Linked DNA regions of Homo sapiens: all the other regions are linked to region 2. A link is a contact called in ENCODE Hi-C or POLR2A ChIA-PET data. All regions are on one chromosome and are shown on one strand. The core of a region is the stretch at or near the end of the contact, and the rest is flanking DNA. Distances in the headings are between cores, read along the strand shown. Region 1 has its middle 36 kb from the start of LINC01121. Region 2 overlaps SRBD1 (S1 RNA binding domain 1). Region 3 overlaps LINC01121 (long intergenic non-protein coding RNA 1121).

Evidence for each region. A loop is a pair of places that touch in the nucleus more often than their neighbours do. ChIA-PET counts read pairs that join two places held with the same protein, here RNA polymerase II (POLR2A). Pooled maps may share reads with other maps.
Region 1: a map of aorta shows a loop between it and region 2 (2.4-fold over the local background). The contact joins two enhancer-like sites. A Hi-C loop is called at or near these places in 3 of 168 maps with a recorded cell type or tissue (PC-3, aorta and tibial artery) and 2 of 50 pooled maps. POLR2A ChIA-PET finds 5 or more read pairs at or near these places in 1 of 52 experiments (OCI-LY7).
Region 3: a map of OCI-LY7 shows a loop between it and region 2 (3-fold over the local background). The contact joins two enhancer-like sites. A Hi-C loop is called at or near these places in 4 of 168 maps with a recorded cell type or tissue (OCI-LY7, PC-3, chondrocyte and 1 more) and 1 of 50 pooled maps. POLR2A ChIA-PET finds 5 or more read pairs at or near these places in 5 of 52 experiments (AG04449, OCI-LY7, PC-9 and 2 more).

What each region holds. Positions count from the first base shown.
Region 1 is chr2:45,288,123-45,292,915 of GRCh38, forward strand. No RefSeq gene overlaps it. Among named protein-coding and RNA genes, the nearest start is that of LINC01121, 36 kb to the left of the region's middle. Within about 2 kb of position 3,474, at least 2 of the 41 ENCODE cell types and tissues checked have a DNase peak (open chromatin) inside an H3K27ac peak, as active enhancers do.
Region 2 is chr2:45,438,201-45,442,666 of GRCh38, forward strand. The region is part of intron 16 of SRBD1 (S1 RNA binding domain 1); the gene reads right to left. Among named protein-coding and RNA genes, the nearest start is that of SRBD1, 170 kb to the right of the region's middle. Within about 2 kb of position 2,116, at least 2 of the 41 ENCODE cell types and tissues checked have a DNase peak (open chromatin) inside an H3K27ac peak, as active enhancers do; they include PC-3, where a contact is called at or near this core.
Region 3 is chr2:45,183,300-45,188,073 of GRCh38, forward strand. The region is part of intron 4 of LINC01121 (long intergenic non-protein coding RNA 1121); the gene reads right to left. Among named protein-coding and RNA genes, the nearest start is that of LINC01121, 69 kb to the right of the region's middle. Within about 2 kb of position 1,457, at least 3 of the 41 ENCODE cell types and tissues checked have a DNase peak (open chromatin) inside an H3K27ac peak, as active enhancers do; they include PC-3, where a contact is called at or near this core.

The DNA of each region.
Region 1 (4,793 bases), core at 2,224-4,723, 150 kb before region 2:
CCTGGCTTCTCTGCTTCTCCATTTTGGAATGAACCCTATCCTTCCACTCACCTCCCCTGCCACCAAAGCACTCCATGCTTTAGAATTATTTCTCCTCTCCCTTCTATCTCCCTTGACTCTTCTGCTCTCCTTACCACCTAGATGGGCTGGACCTACATAGTGGCTTTCCTTTCGCTGTCCTCAGTTTGTTTCTTTTTTTTCTTTTTCTTTTGTTTTTGTTTTTGTTTTTGTTTTAGACAGAGTCTTGTGCTATCACCCAGGCTAGAATGCAGTGGCACGATCTCAGCTCACTGCAACCTCCACTTCCTGGGTTCAAGCAAGTCTCATGTTTCAGCCTCCCAAGTAGCTGGGATTACAGGTGTGCACAACCACACCTGGCTAATTTTTTTTTATTTTTAGTGAAGGCAGGGTTTCACCATGTTGGCCAGGCTGGTCTTGAACTCCTGGCTTCAAGTGATCTGCCCACCTCATCCTCCCAAGGTTCTGGGATTACAGGCATGAGCCACTGCACTTGGCCAGTTTGTTTCATTTTAACTACTTTTCATCCTCCATTTAGAATCGATGCATTACTTAGAAGCACCAAATATTTTTCACCTCTCTGTCACCCGGAAATGACAGCAGTGAGTCTGCTGGTAGCAGCCCTGACTCATCCATCAAAAATATTAAATTGGATTTTAATCACATCTGGAATTTCAGATATAAACTTTCACACATATGGTGAGGAGGGAGTTTGTACTTCAGTATCCTTCCGTTCTTAAAGGTAAAAATCTGAGTCTGTTTAAGAATAAAATACCTAAGAAGAAAGAAATCTTCTGATATGATTTATGGGATACCATATGGAACCTGGAATTTATTCTTGAAAGCAATTGTGTGCAAAGAAATTAGCAGATACTAATTGCTTTTGGGAGAAAATTGCCTCTCATTACAAACTATTGGATTTTTAAAAATGAGCTCCTTCCCAGCAGTGTGAACATCTGGATTCCCAGGGGCTATGGGCAATGCCAGAGCCCCCTTTCAAGCCCAAGACAGAAGAGAGGTATTGCAGACTGCTGAGGAGATTTGCATGAGGAAGGTGGCAGGATGTGGACGTGTCAAATGCTGCTTTTTGGCTCACAAGGTCAATCAGTATGGGGCCATCAGAAGCACTCGACTGTTTAAAATCTCAGCTTCAATGTTGAACTCAGCTTGGCATTCACGGCTCTCTAAAATCTGGGCCTTGCCAGCTCCTTTTCCCTCTACCTTTTCTCTCCCTCTATCCCCCAAAACCTATGCCCAGTCCACAAAGACCTCCTCCACCCTGGAACAATGGTCTCCCCTTTCTTCATGAATCCAAACCCCTAGCCTTCAAGGCCCATCGCAAAGCAACTTCCTCCCCACTGGAGGCCCTGGAGCAGGCCAGGCCTCTCCCCAGTACCACCGTGGAAAAGCTGTGCTCCAGCCTGCCTCCTGCCGACTCAACTTCTAACAGAGGGGAGAAGGCAAGGCTGGAAGTCTCCTACCCACAAGGTCCTTCTCAGGGCTCATGCGCCAGATCCTTACAGTTCAGACCCCTTTCCTCCCACACAGTGCCATGTTTTGGGGTGAACAGTCAGGCAACTTTGTGCCCCAATCTATAATGATCAATAAACTGAGCAATACTGTATCAAGATGAGAAAACTGCATTCCCAGAACTGCCCCCAGGGCTCTTTGGCTGGAAGGAATACTTTGATAGTAGAAGGGAGTGAGGCAGGACCCTCCAGGGGTCATTCTCAAGTAACAGTAGAGGGTCTCTAAACTGCACTTAAGGGCCCAGTTAACTCCATGGCCTGGGGCTCACTGACCAGCTTTCTGGTTCATAGATGATGCCTTCCCATTATTTCCTCCCATGGTGGAAGGCCTGAACAAGCTCCCTTGGGCCTTTCCAGTGGGTTCTTTTTAACTGTATGCTCCCTTTTTATGTTGAGGAAAGGTGGAGTGCTGCATGGGGAGGGCACACAGAAGGAGGACCTTCCATTGTAGCTGCAGCTTCTCCTCTGGTCTTGAGCAATTAATTCTGCTCTGGCTCCAGCTTATGTTCCCTTCTCAGTGAGCCTTGGAAATCCCCAGTTTATGTGTGATTTGACACACACTTTTGTTTTTAGTTGGCTGTTTCACTGAAGATGGAAGGCCACTTACTGTGTATATTGTGGGGAGCAATGGTTTTCCCAAACTGTTTTAGCCATGGAACTCTTTCTTCAAATTGAAATCTCATGTGGAAGCCAAATACTTAAAACCTCAGGCCCACGGAATAGGCCCCTTCCTTTTTGATCCCTTAGGGTTTTCTCTTTAGCTCCATCTCGGAATGAAAGTGATGAGCTCTGTCTTACTGTTTCTGCAAACAGACACTCCACATGACCTGCTAGATGAGAGAGGGTCCTCCACACACATGCCATGGAAAAATGAGCTGCCGCCAACCCATGCTGGAACGCCCTCACCTACTTTCCGCTGGCTGACTCCACACTGACTCTTTTGAAAATTTAAAGCTGTTCTTTTTCCTGATGAAATCAGGTAATTGTTCCAAAATTCTAAAACAATAGGTAATGCAGCAGGTGTTGGGGTGGCAATTCGCACAATTTTGAGCACCATGTTTTGTACTTGGCTTCTCTGCATTGCACAAGGGACTATACCTCTCTGCCTAGGCCTTCAGAAAAAGAGTGAAAAGAATGCTTTCTTGGCCAAGCATGGTCGCTCACACCTGTAATCCTAGCACTTTGGGAGGCCAAGGCAGGTAGATCACTTGAGCCAGGAGCTCAAGACCAGTCTGGGCAACATAGCAAAACCCCATCTCTATAAAAATAAATAAACAAGTAAATACATAAATAAAGTTAAAAAACGCATTCTCATTTGCTAACTCTCCCCTTCTCCCCTCACTTCCCTTTAACCCTTTCATCCCTGGTGGGGTGGGGACCCTAACCATCTCCACACTTTCCCCTGGAGGCTCTCCCTCTCTTCACTGAAGTATCAATTCCTAACTCCTGAGGTCCCTTTCCATCCCTGGCAAATGGGATAGACTCCAGCAGCCTCCTGTGAACATCCTGGGGCCTCTTTCCAGCCTGGCATCTGATGCTTTAGGAAGTGAGGGAGGGTACACCCTGGTCTCAAGGTCTTTGGACATCTTGAGGGCAGGGAGAGAGAGAAGTGTCCCTTTCTGAATGCAGTTGTCTTTTTCTCAACCTTAACTCACCATCATGAGAATCTATCCCTTAAAACAACAATAACAGAATTCCTTGGCTGGTCATCAGAAGAGATTTATATTCTTCCCTTAACATGGCTTTGACCTATCTGATACTGGGGGAAATGAGTAACCCTTGTTCATGAATGGTACTATGTCCAAATCTCTTCTCTATAATACTGTCTAGGATTCTTCCTTGGTCAGTGATACGGTTTGGCTGTATCTCCACCCAAATCTCAACTTGAATTGTATCTCCCAAATTCCCACGTGCTGTGGGAGGGACCCAGGGGAGGTAATTGAATCATGGGGGCTGGTCTTTCCTGTGCTATTCTCGTAATAGTGAATAAATTTCATGAGACCTGATGGGTTTATCAAGCGTTTCCAGTTTTGCTTCTCCCTAATTTTTCTTTTGTCGCTGCCAAGTAAGAAGTGCCTTTCACCTCCTCCCATAATTCTGAGGCCTCCCCAGCCATGTGGAACTGTTAAGTCCAAATAAATCTCTTTTTCTTCCCAGTTTCAGGTATGTCTTTATCAGCAGCACAAAAATGGACTAACACAGTAAATTGATACCAGTAGAGTGGGGCATTGCTGAAAAGATACCCAAAAATATGGGGGCACTGCTGAAAAGATACCCAAAAATGTGGAAGCGACTTTGGAACTGGGTAACAGGCAGAGATTGGAACAGTTTGGAGGGCTCAGAAGAAGACAGACCTACCCTTAACCTGGTGGGCACAATCTAATCAGCTGCCAGTTAATATAAAGCAGGCAAAAAAATGTGAAAAGCTGAGATGGGCCTAGGCTCCCAGCCTACATCTTTCTCCTATGATAGTTGCCTCCTTCCCTCAAACATCGGACTCCAAGTTCTTCAGTTTTGAGACTCGGGCTGGCTCTCCTTGCTCCTCAAGCTTGCAGACAGCCTATTGTGGGACCTTGAGTTCATGTAAGTTAATACTTAATAAACTCCCCTTTATATATATATATACGTTCTATTAGTTCTGTCCCTCTAGGGAACCCTGACTGATACAATCAGAGACCATGAAAGGGGAGGGATTTGTTTTGTTTGTTAGTTTTAACTACCACTGTCAGATAAAAGTAGAGCTGGTCTCATTAAAATGGTGGGTGGGTAGTGGAATTCCCCGCCCTCTGAGCCCTCTACTCCGCTCCTGGCAAACTCCCTGAATAGAGTTGCTACATTTTGCAAGTAAAAACACAGGACAACCAATTAAATTGGAATTTTAGATAAACAATGAATAATATTTTAGTATACAGTAATTATGTCCCAAATATTGCGTGAGACACCCCTACCCCTGAGACACCCCTGGGAACACCAGGACTCCACAAAGCACTAATTGAACCCACTGTTGCAGGCAATATTGGTATCAATGAAGTAGGGGCTCGGGGTAGCTGATGTCTAAGGTTCCTTCATCTCAAGGACTCTGTGATGCCTTATGTACCAATGCACTGAGGGAGGACACAGAACATGGGTCAAATCATGGTCCCTTCTGGAAAGGGGCCCCCTCCTTCTCAAACCTCAGCTCCTGACTAAGCCCCTGACTGTGGCTCTGAGTGTGCTATTGTCTACTTTGGCTCAGGAGCCTCAAAC
Region 2 (4,466 bases), core at 866-3,365:
TATGATTCATTCTGATCTGATAGTCTGATCTGAGAGTTAATTATCTGATTACCAGAAGAAAATTCAATACTCTTTAAAGGAAGACAACAAAATTTGTATTTTCAACAACACAGAGCATCCACAATATCCACCATGTAATAAAACTAGCTAGACATACAAAAATGCAGGCACATGTGACCAATAACAGAATAATGGGTCAACTTATCCAGCAGAAACCAAACTAGGATGACCCAGATGTTGGAAACAGCAGACAAGAACTTTAAAGTGGCTCCAGGACTTAAAGGCAAATATGGTCCCAAATCAATGAATAGATGGTAAACAGCAGTAAAGGAATTAAAGCTTTAATAAACAAAGAATAAAGAAATACAGCATCTGAAATAAAATTATTGAATGGGCTTAACAGCAGATTGGAGTAGAAAAATAAATAAATCAGTGAACACGAAGAGAGATATGCAGAAATTATCCTATCTGAAGACCAGAAATAAAAAAAGAAGGAGAGGCGAGGATGGGGGGTATAAAAGAACCTTAATGAACTGTGGGACAAGATCACAATGCACAACTATATGTAACTGGAGTCCTGAGAGGGAAAGAGAGAATAGGGCAGATAAATATTTGAAGTAGTAACAAAACTTTCCCCAATTTTTTCAAAAACATAACATAATGTAAAGATGCAAGAAGCTCAGTGAACCCTAAGAAGGACAAAAACAAAGAAAACTATACCTAGAAACTTTATGGTCAAACTGCTGGAAAACAAAGATAAAGGGAAAATTGTCAAAGTAGCCAGAGAGAATGTACATGTTATATATGGAGGAACAACAATATGAGTAATGGTTAACTTTTTATCAGAAACAACAGAGGCCAGGAGACAATGAAACGGTATCTTTAAAGTGCTGCACACACACATACACACACCACAACCACTTGTCAACCTCAAATTCTATATCTTTAAAGATAACGGAAAAGGGATTTTTAGATAAATGAGATCTCATTGCCAGCAGACCTACACTACAAAAAAATTTTAAAGGGAATTTTGCAGACTAAAGGAAATTGACACCAGCTGGAAAATATATGGGTAAATATAAAATTGTGCGTGTTTATTCTAATTTTACTTAAAAGACATAAAACCAGAAAGCAAAAAGTAAAACATGGTATTCTAGGACATATATATATATATATATAAAACAATTGATGAATGCATATATATATATATGCATATATATATAGCACAAAGAAGGAGGTGAGGTGGTAAAATATTAACCACTGTTGACTGAGAAGATATGACTGTGTATTATAATCCCTAGAGTAACCACTTTAAAAAAAATGCAAAGAAGTATAGCTGAAAAGTCAACAGAATTAAAATGAAAAACTAAAAATGATTTGATTTTCTGCCAAAATAAGGCAGAAAAGGAACAAGAAATGATCAAAAAGCAGATGGGACAAACAAAGCAAACAGCAAAACTGTAGACCTTAATTCAGTTATATTAATACTTATATTAAATGTTAGTAAAAACTCCAACTAAAAAGCAAAAATTGTCTATAAAGACTGTATCACTTAAAATCTTTGCATTTTTTTCTGCAGGTAGATCATACCGAAAAAAAAAAAGAACCATAAGTAAAAAATACAACCTAAGTTTCTAACCTGGTAGGCCAGATAATCAGTTTAGAAGACAACAGCAGTGCCCTTAACATCTGTCTCTCGGGTTTCATAGCTAGTGGCCGGGGTGCAAAATATAGAACACTTCTGGTTTTTGTCCACTGCAATCTGATAGCAGATGTCCTCCCCAGATGTCTCACCTCCTGACTCTAAAAGGTAATCCTTTTCTATATAAAGTATTTTGTAAAGCCAGAATCATTCTCAGCATAGCTTCTGTAGACCACATAGGTAGTCAGTTAATGACACAAGCTTGCTAGTTAGCTGCTTGTTTGGTTCTCATTCCATAAATAGACGTTAAGATACTGATCCTGCCTTTAAAAGTTTCTGGTGATGATTAAAATTTAAACAAAATATATAACTTCTTTATGAATCATGAAACTAAAAAAATGAGTCTTTTTGTATGTTATCTAAGAGTCCTGTGTTTAAATTTTAATGCAGACAAACTTTCATTCTTTCCTCCAGTAGGTGTTCTTATGTCCCCTAGTGGATACAGGTCGATATGGTGGACGAATGATAGGGCAATACTGGCTAAGTAAAGGTTCATAAATCCTAAATGTCTGCCTTGCCCACATATTTTTCCAAACCAGTACCTTGCACTATTCTAATTTACCATAAACAAAGAAAACATTAGTATATCTGAACTGGACCACACCTATCTGCCCCCATGTGTGGTCACTGGGCTAAAACATAGTTCTGGCTCATGACATATGCATGAACAAATGCACACCAATTAGCTACACATTTTGACCTGACATAATACAAAGGAGTTGACATTTCCACTGTAAATCTCTATTTTTAGAGATTTATAGCTTAGTCATAAAAGTGGACTTTAGAAAAATCAAGAGTGCAAACTTTTAGCCATAAGAAAGAATTTTTCCCTTCTAATAAATTAAAACAGTGTGTAGAAAATCTGATCTGAAACTATGGTTCTGTGTGAGAGAGACAGAAAGAGAGAGACAGAAATAGAGGGAAGGAGGGAGGGAAGGCAGGGAGGCATCCTCCTGGTGTTCAGAAATTTTGACAGCCATGTTTAAATTATTTGTCTGTTTGAGGAGACAGAGGTTGGAGAAAAAAAGAGTATTAACGCATAATAATAAAAAAAGGCTTTTCTTCTCCACATGTAGAAAAAAGGCTCTTTCCTAATGTTTCCAGTAGTAAGTTCTAAAGATACATTTTCTCTTCCCAAATACACATACATGTATGTGGCCACACATGTAGTCAGATGTGAACTGGCTTCCAGCCCATTATTATTATAGACAGTAAACCTTTCAAATTAGACCTGAGGCTGACACTGCCAGGACAGGATCCACATTAATGTGGAGTCAGAGAGTTAATATGGAAAGGAAAGGTTTCCTTTCGCTTCCATGTCCCATCTCTACATAACCATGGCGACAGAGCCCAGGCACTCCATGTGATCTGCAATGATCCTCCACACCTAGCCTCATGCACTGGTGGCAGTGAAGACCAGGCTGCAAAACTCTGCCTCCCATACTGTTCCTATCCCCATTTCCTATTTTATCCATAGTATTTATTATCACCTGATGCACACAGGTGTGTATGTGTGTAAGTAAATAAATATGATTTGTTATTGTATCCTGGTACATAGTACGTACTCACTCTAACTGCTGCTTTAATTTTATTTCCTTAAGTACTGGTTTAGTTGAAGATCTCTTTGTTCATTTGCTGGCCATTTAGACTTTTCTTTGTATTCCCACTTCTTAACACCATGCTTCTTAGTACATAGTAGCTACTCAATAAATTGGGTAAAGGAAGGAAAAACCAGGGACAAATTTCTAACAGTTCGGCTTTTGGATTCTTCTTGCTGAAGCTGGGAATTTGGTTTAAGAAAAAGAATTGCCCTAAAATAGGAGGAGATACTGGTGACGTGGCATTGCTTGAGGGCATTACAGCAGCACAATCTCAATTCCTATTATAGAAACGCTTTCTTAGCAGGCATCAATCAACAGCAAACTCAGAAATTTTAAAGTGAAATTTAAGATGTCCTAACATGTTAAGACTGACCATAGCCATAGGCCCTCCCACTCCAAGCTGCCAAATTCTCATGCCAATACTTTCTGGGTAGGTTTTTAGGTCAATAAAGAGTTCCTGTTAACTCACACCCTAGTCAGACTAATCTCTGATGCTTTAATTGGAAATGTTTAAGTCTTTCTTTTCCTGGGAACTCAAAACTTAAGCTTCTGTCGCTTCAAACATGAACTAAAGTACAGCATCTTGTCATACAATAAAAAGATACCAAAGAAGCTGGGAGATTTAGAACCGGTATGCAAAGACACACTAGGAAGTCCTGACATGTCAGCTCCCAGGTCAAGCCTTATGAAACTCATTTATGGGATGTCATTTACCACAGACAGATTCTCTATCTTATAACTGACATGGTCAGAAACCAATTAAGCACCTCTAACAGAAAGGTCCAACAGCATACGTTGGTACAGACACATACCTTGATGCAATTAATAGATATGGGAAAAAACTTATATGAAAATGTTGCCTTTAGACATAATCTTTTCTTTAATGTTCATTGTAGTAGGACTCATTTTCCTGCAATATCTCCCGTTCTGGGAGAATTAGGTGAAACCACACCCATTTGACCCACAGACTAACTGTGCCGTGGACAACGGCTAGGTCACAGAGTTAAAGAAAATACAAATTGAAGAATTCTGGAATTTAGAAAAGAGATATGGATATTACTAACTCCTCTTTACCAGGGAGAGAATCCTACGGTATAGGAACCAAATGTTGGTCCTTAAAGAAACAGCTATATGAGCAAGATCAGGACTCAGATAATTCATCT
Region 3 (4,774 bases), core at 207-2,706, 260 kb before region 2:
TCATCTCTTCATTTATTTATTTATATTTGAGATAAAGTCTGCCCAGGCTAGGGTGCAGTGGCATGATATCAGCTTACTGCAACCTCCACCTCCTGGACTCAAGCGATCCTCCCACCTGGACTCAAGCGATCCTCCTGGACTCAAGCGATCCTCCCAACGTGTTGGGATTATAGGCATGAGCTACCACACCTGGCCGCTTATTGATGTTGAAATCTGACTGGGTAATTTCCCAAATTTATACAAGGATAGACCAGACCAGCCACTCTTTTTCTGGTAGATAAGTCAAGCGGGGGCCCAGCAAGACCTTCCAGATGTTGCTAGGGGGGTGAGGTTTCCACACACCTGGTCCAGGATCCCCTGCATGGGGAGGAACCACTAGGGCAAACTGAGCTCTCCATATGACCTAGAGTCTGGACCTGCAACAGAAGAGGTCAACATTTGGGGCCAACATAAAAATAACAAAACTTTAGGGAATGCCTGTGACGCATTGTGGAGACATACGCTTCAGGTCTCTTCCTTGATATACCCACAGCAGCATGGCAGAGAAGCTAAGAGTCCATTAGACTCAGGATCATATCCTGGACCTTGATCTTACTAGCTGTTTGACTTGGGGACATTACATTGCCTCACCGTGGCTTGACTTCATCAGCTGTAGGGTGGGAGTAATATTTACCTCATTGACTTATGAGAGTTGATTGAAATAAAATGTGTAATGCAACTAGTACAGTACCTGGCATATAGGAGGTATGTGACAAATAGTATTTGCTGTTATTTTTAACTGCAATTTAATAAAACAATTTCCTTTTGCTCTCAATTAGCAAGGCTTCAACTCCCCATTGCCCAGCCTCCAGGAAGAGAAAGAGGCCCTCCTATGCCTCCTGACATCGCATTCCCTACTCCCCAAACTCATCTGCTAAAGTTCTCTCATGGAGAGGATAGCAAGCAGGTGCCCAGTTGAGTATGGCTCAAAGTGGCCCTCCAGTCTCATGAAATTGTTTTGAAGTCTCAGCTTTAATTTAAATACGCTTGTCAACTTTGCATTTTACTCCATAAAATCTTTTGATATATTAAATCTTATCAGTTTGTTCTCCCAGAATTTTTGAGTAACTTCAAGATTCTGTGAAGACAAATGTTCCCCTTAAACACATATCCCTGTTGGAGAATCTCACACTAACATCACCTCTGCCAGTGGAAGGTCAGCAGGTTCGAGGAGGGAGGCTTCAAGTTAGACCAGCAAGGATGACTTCATGGAAATGGTGAGGCCTGGGCTGGCCTAGTAGGATATGGACTCATGGGAAGAAGGAATAAATGTCTTGAGCAGAGGTCTGGAGGTGGAGAACACAAATGGAACTCCCAAAGAACCATGAAGAAACACGGTTCTGGAAACCAAGAACGAGGATTCCTTCTCAGCTGAAAGTCACTAATCTTTGTGTCTCATTCCAGTAAAACCCAATCCCACAGGAGTCAGAGTTGCATTCCAAGGCCATCAGTCACCTTCAGCAGCCACACACTCCCATCTCTCTCCTTACTCACTCCGTACATGTTTTTCACCTGGACAGGAGCCCCTGCACAAGCGTGGCTGGTGCCAGGCATTGCTCTCCAGCCTCCCTCAGGACTTATGGTCATTAAGACATTTCTCATAATGAACACATAAGCCCCAACACACCCAGCCCTCCCCGCCCATCTCAGCAGCCAGCCTTCAAGTTTTGCCCTCTGCCATCCCAGGCCAGGCACTCTGTCACTGTGGGAATTGTCCTTGCTTTCCTCCCTCTCCCCTTCCTTCCTCTGTGAAGCTTCCTTCCTGGAAGTTTTAAGGAGAGGCCAGAGCCACAGAGCCACATGGGAGGCTGGATTCTGATGCTCCATAAATTGAAGCTGAGTTCTCCTACATAAGACTGCCTCAGCACGCTCAGCAAACTTGCTTCTCTTCACCAGACCACTTCCGTTTTGCTCTTCCCATTTTAGCTGTCTTCCTCCAGGATCCAGTGGAGCCATACAGGAAGCACAGCAAGGGGCAGTCAGTTGGAGGACCTAACAGTGCCTTCTGCCCCTGGCACATTCACCAGAGAAGAAGACTACTCTGGGACTCACCAGTATGGGATGGTGCTATGGCAACAGTCTCCTTGGAGCTCACTGGATCCTTAGAATTATTTTGTGATGCTTGTTCTGCATCTTGAAATGACAACCTGTGCCTCTGGGACTCAGCTGCAAGGAAGACAAGTGGAAGGCAAGTGGACATGTTTTTCTGTGTATCCCAAAACAGGTAGCAGTGTCCTTGCAGGTGAGAGCCCTCTTTCCACTTGCTCCCTACAGTGCTGAGAACATTATAGGTCTTAATAATACTTGATGAAAGATATAGTGGTTTCCAGCCAACATGTTTAGATATCTATCCCTCTTCTCCACATACACCGACATGGAGTATCGATTCTTTAATTTGGAAAGACAGAAGTTGCAATAGGGCAACATATAATGGTATTACAGGCTAGGCAATCAGATGAAACATGGAGAACCAACTTAGGTGGTCCAGATATTACAGCGTAACTCTCCATCTGTAAAATGGAGATGAAACTACCTAAATAATAGGCATGTGGTGAAACAATTTAGCAAAAGTGAACATTTAGCAAAGGGTTTAGAACATCATAGATTCCTAGTAGTAGTCATTTACTTCTTTCTCTCTTTGGTTGGTCATCAAATTCGAGTTGGTAAAAGTAAAATGGCTCCGTTGGAAGCTAGGAGAGAAAGATATATCCACTTAAGACAGTAGGAGGTCAATTTATGAAATTAACTCTTCCTAGATGTGGCCCTGATGGAAAAATATGAAGAGCTCACAGGAGTATTTGGCTATACCGTGATAGCTGTTTCTCTGAATGTTCAGTCCATGCTCTGCCTTCTGGGGTTGTGGAGATGGCTCCTCACAGTCCCATCCCCAAGCCACACCTGAGTGTCTCAGCAGTCATGAATTCTAGGCTGGACAGACCCCGGGGCTGCTGACGCCACGGAGGCCTTTCTTGGGCTCTGGCCTTCTTTGCCCCACTCTGGCTGGCTAACAGCCAGCACCCAAGCCTTAAGTTAATAGGAGACAAAGAGTGGCTTCAAAAGTCTCCTTAGGGCTTTGGGGAGGAACTTGGAGATGCTTGAAAGGGGTACAGGAAGAACAGATCCCATGCATCACTGCTTCTCGTCAGTAAGGTGGGTCATGGTGGATGGCACCCATGGTACAGTCCTTTCTCCACTCTGGCAGAGGCTAAGATGCTGCCTCTTGATCAGAGAATAAGCACTTAAGGCAATCATAACCAATGCCAGCATTCTCCATCCGCGTGGAGTGTGCAGAACTGACCACGGCTGACAGCATTTAATTTCCCAAACTAAACTGGGTAGAATTTGTTTAATATCTGTTTAGCTTCAACAACCCCATTGAACATCAAGAACAAGTCAAAAGACCAGTGAGGTTTCGACTAAACTGGATTTGTTTGTTTTTGTTTTGTTTCACTGCTGTAAGGAGAGGGCAAACACTACAGAATTCTGTAGAATGAAACCACTTGCTTAGTGAAATTGCCTTAATTTAAACAGCGATTTCTTTCCAGAAAGTTAGTAAATCAGCAGAATGTGGCCCAGAGGCAGGCAGATAGGAGGAATAGGTAAAAAGTTTAAGTCATCTGCTTGGATCACACAGCACAGGAAAGCCAAAGGAAAGAAGAAAAACAACTTCTTCTACAACAGGAATTTGTTCTCATTCCTGGTTCACAATTCTTTCTGGGAGAGGTGTATATGTATATATACGTATGTATATATATTATATAATATGTATATACACATATATATTATATATTTATTTTAATTTTAATTTTTATTTTATTTTATTTTATTTTTGAGATGGAGTCTCGCTTTGTCACCCAGGCTGGAGTGCAGTGGCGCAATCTTGGCTCACTGCAAGCTCCGCCTCCCAGGTTCACACCATTCTCCTGCCTCAGCTTCCTGAGTAGCTGGGACTACAGGCACCTGCCACCACACCTAGCTAATTTTTTGTATTTTTAGTAGAGATGGGGTTTCACCGTATTAGTCAGGATGGTCTCGATCTCCTGAGCTCGTGATCTGCCTGCCTCAGCCTCCCAAAGTGCTGGGATTACAGGTGTGAGCCACCGTGCCTGGCCGGTATATATTTTTTATGTAAAACTTTTTCACATTTGGTCTCCAAATTTAACCCAAGACAAGGCTGTACCGGTCTTGGAGGTGAAGGTCACCCATATCAACAAAAAGGCTTCCTGCTGTAAAATTCTCTCCGATCATCCGCTAAGGTCCTGTGTCTCTGGCTGTCCACTGTGGCTGCAGTGCTGGCCATAGCTGGAGGATTCCCGCCACTGGGTTCTTTGCTTCTGCTTCTGCTTCCAGACTGCCCAGAAAGGCTGGAGCAAATGTCATGACTGTGCAGACGAGGATGTTGCAGAGCCGGGCTTCCATCTTCAGCTTCTCAATGCCCTATTATTCATTCCTGCCTGACTTTCTGTTCCGTGTCCTCCCTGCCTCAAATTTCCAAGCCACTTCTCTCTTCCCATCACCTTCATCCCCAGCCCTCACTCTCAGCATAGGATCTCATTGTTTCCTTCCCCGGCAGGCTGCCTGCACCCTCGCTCCCCCTTGTCTTTACCTTAACTGTTCTCTGGTCTATCGCACCTTCTTCCTGCTGCTTTGCAAGCCCACCTGCTCCACCCCTTCCTGCCCCTCCCATGATCCTGCTCCATCAGAGTCCCCTCTTGGGTGCCTTTCAATCTCTCCC